2 separate regions of the Homo sapiens genome follow, and region 2 is linked to region 1. The links are chromatin loops, found by intact Hi-C in ENCODE. Cell type or tissue: IMR-90. All regions are shown on one strand. Each heading gives the region's core, and the rest is flanking DNA. Links, peaks and the distances in the headings are about the cores only.

What was found. A loop is a pair of places that touch in the nucleus more often than their neighbours do. Peaks named below come from ENCODE experiments on the same cell type or tissue, not always from the same donor. Only the 100,000 strongest peaks of a DNase experiment are listed, where the experiment ranks them.
Region 2: it touches region 1 in a loop (2.4-fold over the local background); 7 of 110 quality-filtered maps call a loop at or near these places.

What each region holds. Positions count from the first base shown.
Region 1 is chr20:17,937,717-17,940,626 of GRCh38, reverse strand. No RefSeq gene overlaps it. Among named protein-coding and RNA genes, the nearest start is that of SNORD17, 24 kb to the left of the region's middle. RefSeq lists enhancers at 1-134, 110-199, 230-319, 1,560-1,689, 1,322-1,915. In IMR-90, for the core only: a CTCF peak has its summit at 1,412; a DNase peak (open chromatin) is centred at 1,536; H3K27ac peaks cover 422 bases.
Region 2 is chr20:17,653,866-17,656,775 of GRCh38, reverse strand. The region is part of intron 3 of RRBP1 (ribosome binding protein 1); the gene reads left to right. Among named protein-coding and RNA genes, the nearest start is that of RRBP1, 27 kb to the left of the region's middle. RefSeq lists an enhancer at 638-932. In IMR-90, for the core only: a CTCF peak has its summit at 1,648 (motif pointing left); a DNase peak (open chromatin) is centred at 775; H3K27ac peaks cover 181 bases.

The sequences.
Region 1 (2,910 bases), core at 100-2,599:
CACTCCTGCAGTCAGGTTCCTGGGCCGCAGTGCTTGAGCACCAGTGTGATCAGCCCTGATTGGTGGAGCTCTGGCTGTTGGCCTCGGGGCCTTGGTGCATTTTCTTGAGACTAAACCTTGTCAAATGGACAGCAGAGGCATGAATCTTGAGTGCTGGGTCTGCTGCTCACCAAGTGATCTAGGCTGCCTCTCTCAGCTGACTGATCTGTGAGCTGGAGTCAGCACTTCAGAGGCCCCTCAAATTAGTTTTATGCCAGCAATCTCTAATACAGCCTTCATGGATGGTATGATTGTAGATGTTTTACCTGCTGTATTTGTTCCAAGGCTTTTCATTAAATTGCACCTGACAGTCACTTAGGAAATTTGAGGCACTCTGGGTCAGGGATGTAGTCACCTTTCCCCTTCTGTCAGTCACCTAGTGAGTTGCTACCTTTACCTGTATGTGAGGGTGCATTCATAGTGGTCTGGGGTGGGGGGATGGGTTTAGATGCTGACTGCGACCTGTGTGGTGTGCTGAGACCTGGAAAGGCAGGCAGGCACTTGGCAGCAGGAGGAACAGCATCAGGTGGGAATCCACAGCTATCTTGCTGGAGTGCAGGAGAGCATAGGTCCCACATTGAGAAATGGGAATTTGGGTCACTTCAGGGTGATGTGTGGAGAGGCTTTTGCTGTGTGCTTGTATGGTTCTGAGAACTAGTGATCCTCCAGGAAAACCCATGTGGGTGCACAATTCATAGGGAACCCTTGAAGGTTTCTAGAAATGGGAATGGGAAGTGGTTTCAGATGGGCTGCCTTAAGGCATCCAGGCCAAAAAGGCTGTGACTTGCCCAAGGCACGGCTGAGAAAGTTGCCTCGTGGCACACGCAAAACTGCACAGTTCACATGTCATACGATTTCATTAAAAGCTAGGATCCAGCCTGAGAAACAGCGCAACCGTGTCTACAAAAAATGCTAACCTACAGTGGTGGCATACACCTGGAGGGCTGAGGTGGTGGGAGGACTGCTTGTGCCCAGGAGTTCAAGGCTGTAGTAAGTTAAAATCACACCACTGTACTCCAGACTAGACAACAGGGACAACTGCCATCCACCTCCCCTCTCCCCGCCCTCCCCCACTCTGAAAAGCAAAATTAGGAGATTGTCACGAGGAAGGAAAGCACACCCCTGGTCTGTGAAGCCGTTGAGGTCATGTCAGACCACTGGGGTCGTTTGTGGTGACAGAGCACAAGCATTTGGCCAGTTCACCACCCAACACATTCACTTGTGCCATCTCAGGGTTTAGGGGTCTGTTTTCTGAACATTTGCCTTGCGCACCTTTTCTTTGTGAGGTTTCTTTGTGGTAATTCCCAGGCTCAGCTCTGTGAAGGGCGATTTCCGTTTGGAAGGAAACCTTGCACCATCCGCTTTCTGCCTGTAGGCGGCAGGGGCGACCCAGCACAGCCACCTGCCCACCCACAGCTGAGCAGGAGCCTGGTATCCCCGCAGAGCTGCTCAGATTATCAGCTTATAGCTAAGGTAGCAGGAAGAGAAATGTCAGGCTACTTGAGAGTTAAGTAGTTCTGAATGGTGTTTTCCCAGACCAGCAGTCCCCTCCAGGATTCCTGCGGGCTTCAGGTTTCTGGTTACCCAAGACACAACCTCCATTGCTGAGGCCATGCTGTTCGAGAACTCCCCATCTGAGCCTGGTGTCAAAACAGTTGTGATGTTGATGGGGGTTCACAGCCAGGCCATGTGATGTGTCTGGAAGGAAGTTGGGGGTGGTGGACAACATTTGGGCAGTGATCAGTTATGTCCTTTAGACACAGCTGGGTCTGCAAGGTCCAGGGGACGCCCTTCCCCATCCACTCCTCGCACATACACAAGGTGCCCCTTGCGTGGGTGAGCTGCCCACAGTGATTTCTTATTGGAGGTTTGGTTTGTCACCATTCAAAACCATTGACTTTTTTGGTTTTAATGTTTATTTCTAACTTTAATACATGTAGGGATTTAATGAAGTCCCCACATCTTGTAAAACAAAATAACAGTAAAATACCACATCTCAAGAATAAGTTATTAAATGTTTCTAGATTTTTTTCCTATCCGAATAGGAATTGTTTACAAAAAACGATTCAGGATGCCAGCATTGGGGTTGGATTCTGGAGGTTTTCTGCTGTTGGTTCTCTCTCTCCGTGGAGATCCATGGAGGAGTTTTCCTGAGGCCCCAAAACAGCTCTTTTGCATCTTTGTCCTTCCACGGCCTGCTTCCCATGAGGAAGAGGTGAGGGCCCCCTGCAGACAAGCACAGAGGCCCTGAGCCTCCCAGCCTCTTCCCTGCCTTCAGCAACCACCCCACCCAACCAAAGTCTTCATTAGCTAGAAGTTGTGAATGGTTTAGGTAGCTGTTTGGGAGGATTTTAATTTTTAATTGAGCCTTTCTTTTTTTTGGTTGGTTGGTTGTTTCTGAGACAGGGTCTCACTGTTGCCCAGGCTGGAGTGCAGTGGTGCGGTCATGGCTCATGACAGCCTCCAGCTCCTGGGCTGAAGCCATCCTCCCACCTCAGCCTCCCAAGTAACTGGGATTACAGGCACACGCCACCATGCCTGAGTAATTTTTTTAAAAAAATCTTTGTAGAGACGGGTCTTGTTATATTGCCCTGGGTGGTCTTGAACTCCTGGCCTCAAACAGTCCTCCCATCTCAGCCTCCCAAAACGGGATTACAGGCATGAGCCACTGCCCAACTGGGCCTGCCTTATTTTTTAATACATGCTTTACAAACCTCCTTTAAAGCTTCTTAAGTTGTGGGACCTGTAATATTCAGGCCAGGAAAATAACAGCCTGTAATCCTAGTCCACAGCCACTTCTGATAGTTGCCTTCCAGCTCTTATCCACGTTCATTAATACATTTGGTGTGTCCTCAGCTAAAGGAACAAAGG
Region 2 (2,910 bases), core at 295-2,794, 280 kb after region 1:
GCCAAACTTTCTTGAGATTTTCCCCCTAACTTGACGGATTATTCCAAAAGTCCCATCTGAGGGAAAAATAGGTAAGAATAATTGAACAGATTTTTTTACAGTGGATTTTAGAAGGCCAGTCCTGTCAATGTGTGAACGTCTCCCAACTGTTGTAATTACAAGTAGGGGAATAGAAGGCTCTGAAACTGACTGAGAACTTGAATGAGAGAAGCATCATATTGCAGTAGGGAAGGAAACGTTCAGCAGATGATCTAGGGCAGTGTGTTCATATATTCATAATTTGGAAAAGTCTTCTTAGACCCGCCAAGCACTTGCCTCTATAAAAATTTAAGGTTTGGATGAAATAGATTTAATTTGAAAAAAAATGAATATGGGTTAGCCCAGATGGTGGAAGATGGCCACTCTGACATTGTCATGAGAAGAAGTCACCAAGGCTGACATGGGGGAGCTTGACACACAGCCACGCAGGGCTGTGCAACCACAAGGAAGAGGCAGAGACAGGGCCACACGTGCCACCAACATGCCGCCCGCAAGGTGGTTTCTTTCTTCTTCACAGTGTCGGCAGTCTAGAAAACATGGGGAAAGTTCTTTCTTGGACTTTCTATTTTCGTTTCTTGAATTAGCACTGAGGAATCTCAGGCCTGTTTTCCCATGGTTGATGTACAAAGGCATCTTCAGGGCCATCTGCGGTGGATTTGGGCCACTCCCCAGACACCGTGAGGATCCTGGAGACGTCCCCTCCTGAAGTGCTTCTTAAACTTTGTTATGCAGATGAATCACCCAGGATCTTGTGACTCAGCAGCTCCCAGGTGGGGCCTGAGATTCTGCATTTCTAAGCAGTTCCTGGGAGCTGCTGATGCTGTGGGTCCCACGTACCACATGTGGGGCCAGTCAGGATCCAGGAGACATCATCATTTAACTAGCAGTTTCAAAAACTCACATTAAAGCAAATAAGCTTTATTTAAAAACCGTTAATATAAATATATAATGTATATTTTTAAATGCTGGCATTGTAAATTGTGTGACCATTTTGAAAAGCAATTTTGTGAAATGTATCAAGAGCCTCAAAGGGATGAGTAGTTTTTCTTCTTCTCCTGGACTCCCCTCAGGAAACAGTGTAAACTGTGGCAGCCAGGTCTGTGGGTGAGTGGCTGGGGTGTCCCTCGGACCACCCCAAGGGCCTCGGTGCATGCGGCTCACCCAGACACAGTGCAGCCACTAACAGTGATGCCTGTGAAGATCCCATAGTAACCTGCAAAGACATGGTCACGTGGTCACAATGTGACTTTTCATTGGAGAAGTCGGGTGCCAAATTCTTTAGATGCCTCAAGAACAGTGGAAGGCAGAGACATTAAATGAGTGATAACAAGATAAACCGTAACTGTAGGAAATACAGTACAATTCCTTTCTGATTTTTTTCTTCAATGTAGTAGTAGTTTTCTCTTCAAAAGTCAAAAAGCAGCTGGGCGTTGTGGCCCACTCCTGTTATCCTCAGCCCCTGGGAAGATCACTTGAGCCCAGGAGTTCCAGCCTGGGCAACATAGTGAGACCTGGTTTCTATAAGAAATGTTAAAAAGAAAGAAAAAAATAAAAGTCAGAAAGCAACGCTGAAGACCCTAGATCTTGTGTTTGTGACAGCGCCCCCTGGAGCTGGGAACGCCCTTTGGAAAGCCTTCATTAATGCTACTGGGACAGGAATTCCAACGAACTGATGAAGCAAAGAATTTCCTATTAAAACCTTCCTGATATAATGCCCTTCAGAAATTATTTTAGAGAGATAAAATTGGGTCTTGATATATTATCTTAAATACTCTCTTTGCCATTGTGAAAAATAAAGGAATAATGATACTTCCTTAATTCCAGATGTTAAAACAACTGAGAAAGATCCCTGGAAGGCAGGGGCTGCTGGAACTCCTGCTCCTGCTTGCTGTCTCTGGACATAGCTCAGCACCGCAGGCCTCTGCCTGTGGGTTCATCTCAGTAGTTCGGGGGTGAAGTGCAGAGAAGGACCCGAGAGCCACAGTGGACAGACCTTAGGGGCTGAGGGTGGTTTATATAATGGCACAGGCTATAGAGTCACCCAGGATTGTTGATAGGGCAGTGTGGACTTGGTGATGGGTCCAGAGCTCCAGCCACAGTGAAGAGACCCTCCCTGATTCCATGATGCTCAAGCAGCAAAAGCTCAGGACAGATGAAAGGAGGCATTTATGAACATGGAAGGGAGTCACTAGCAAACACACACGTGATTGAGTGGTAAGGCCCGAAATTCAAGGTATTTGAAATCCCAGTTAACAAGCAATGTATTCAGTCTACTTCTTTTCCACAGAATCAGTAGTGCATATTGGTAAGCCTCCAAGTTTATCCACAGAAAACCCGTAAGTCCTTAATGTGTCTGGAGTTGCGTGGTCCCAGGTAGAGATCTTCTCACTGGGGGAGCAGCATCTGTACAAGAAGAAGCATTTAGGACTCTGGCTTAAGATGCTTCACACTCAGCACCTGCTGCCACCAGTTCCATCATGGGGTCACACTCAGGATGTAGGGGACATTTGAGTCCTGGAATGACAAAGGCTCTCCTACAGGGAGACTGTGAAGGGAGGGTGCCGGCCCTGGGATGTGAGGAGGTCGAGTCTATGTTACGTGGACGGCCCACACCAGTCTGAGCGGGTAGCGATTGGGGTGGAGAGCCCTGTCCTTTTGTTGTGTCCTTTAGTGCAGTGGTCAGACCCTGCATGGCCATTATCAAACCAAAACAGACAAAAATGCGTTTGTGCATTACTGTTTAACTGTGCAGTGTGCTTTTCTCTAGTCTGTGCTGGTGGGTATCTGATATTAATGTCCCCATCAACATTGGTCTTTGGTGGCTGGGGGTTGTGAGGCATGTATGTGTGGCTCTTTCTGTCCACCTTGGGA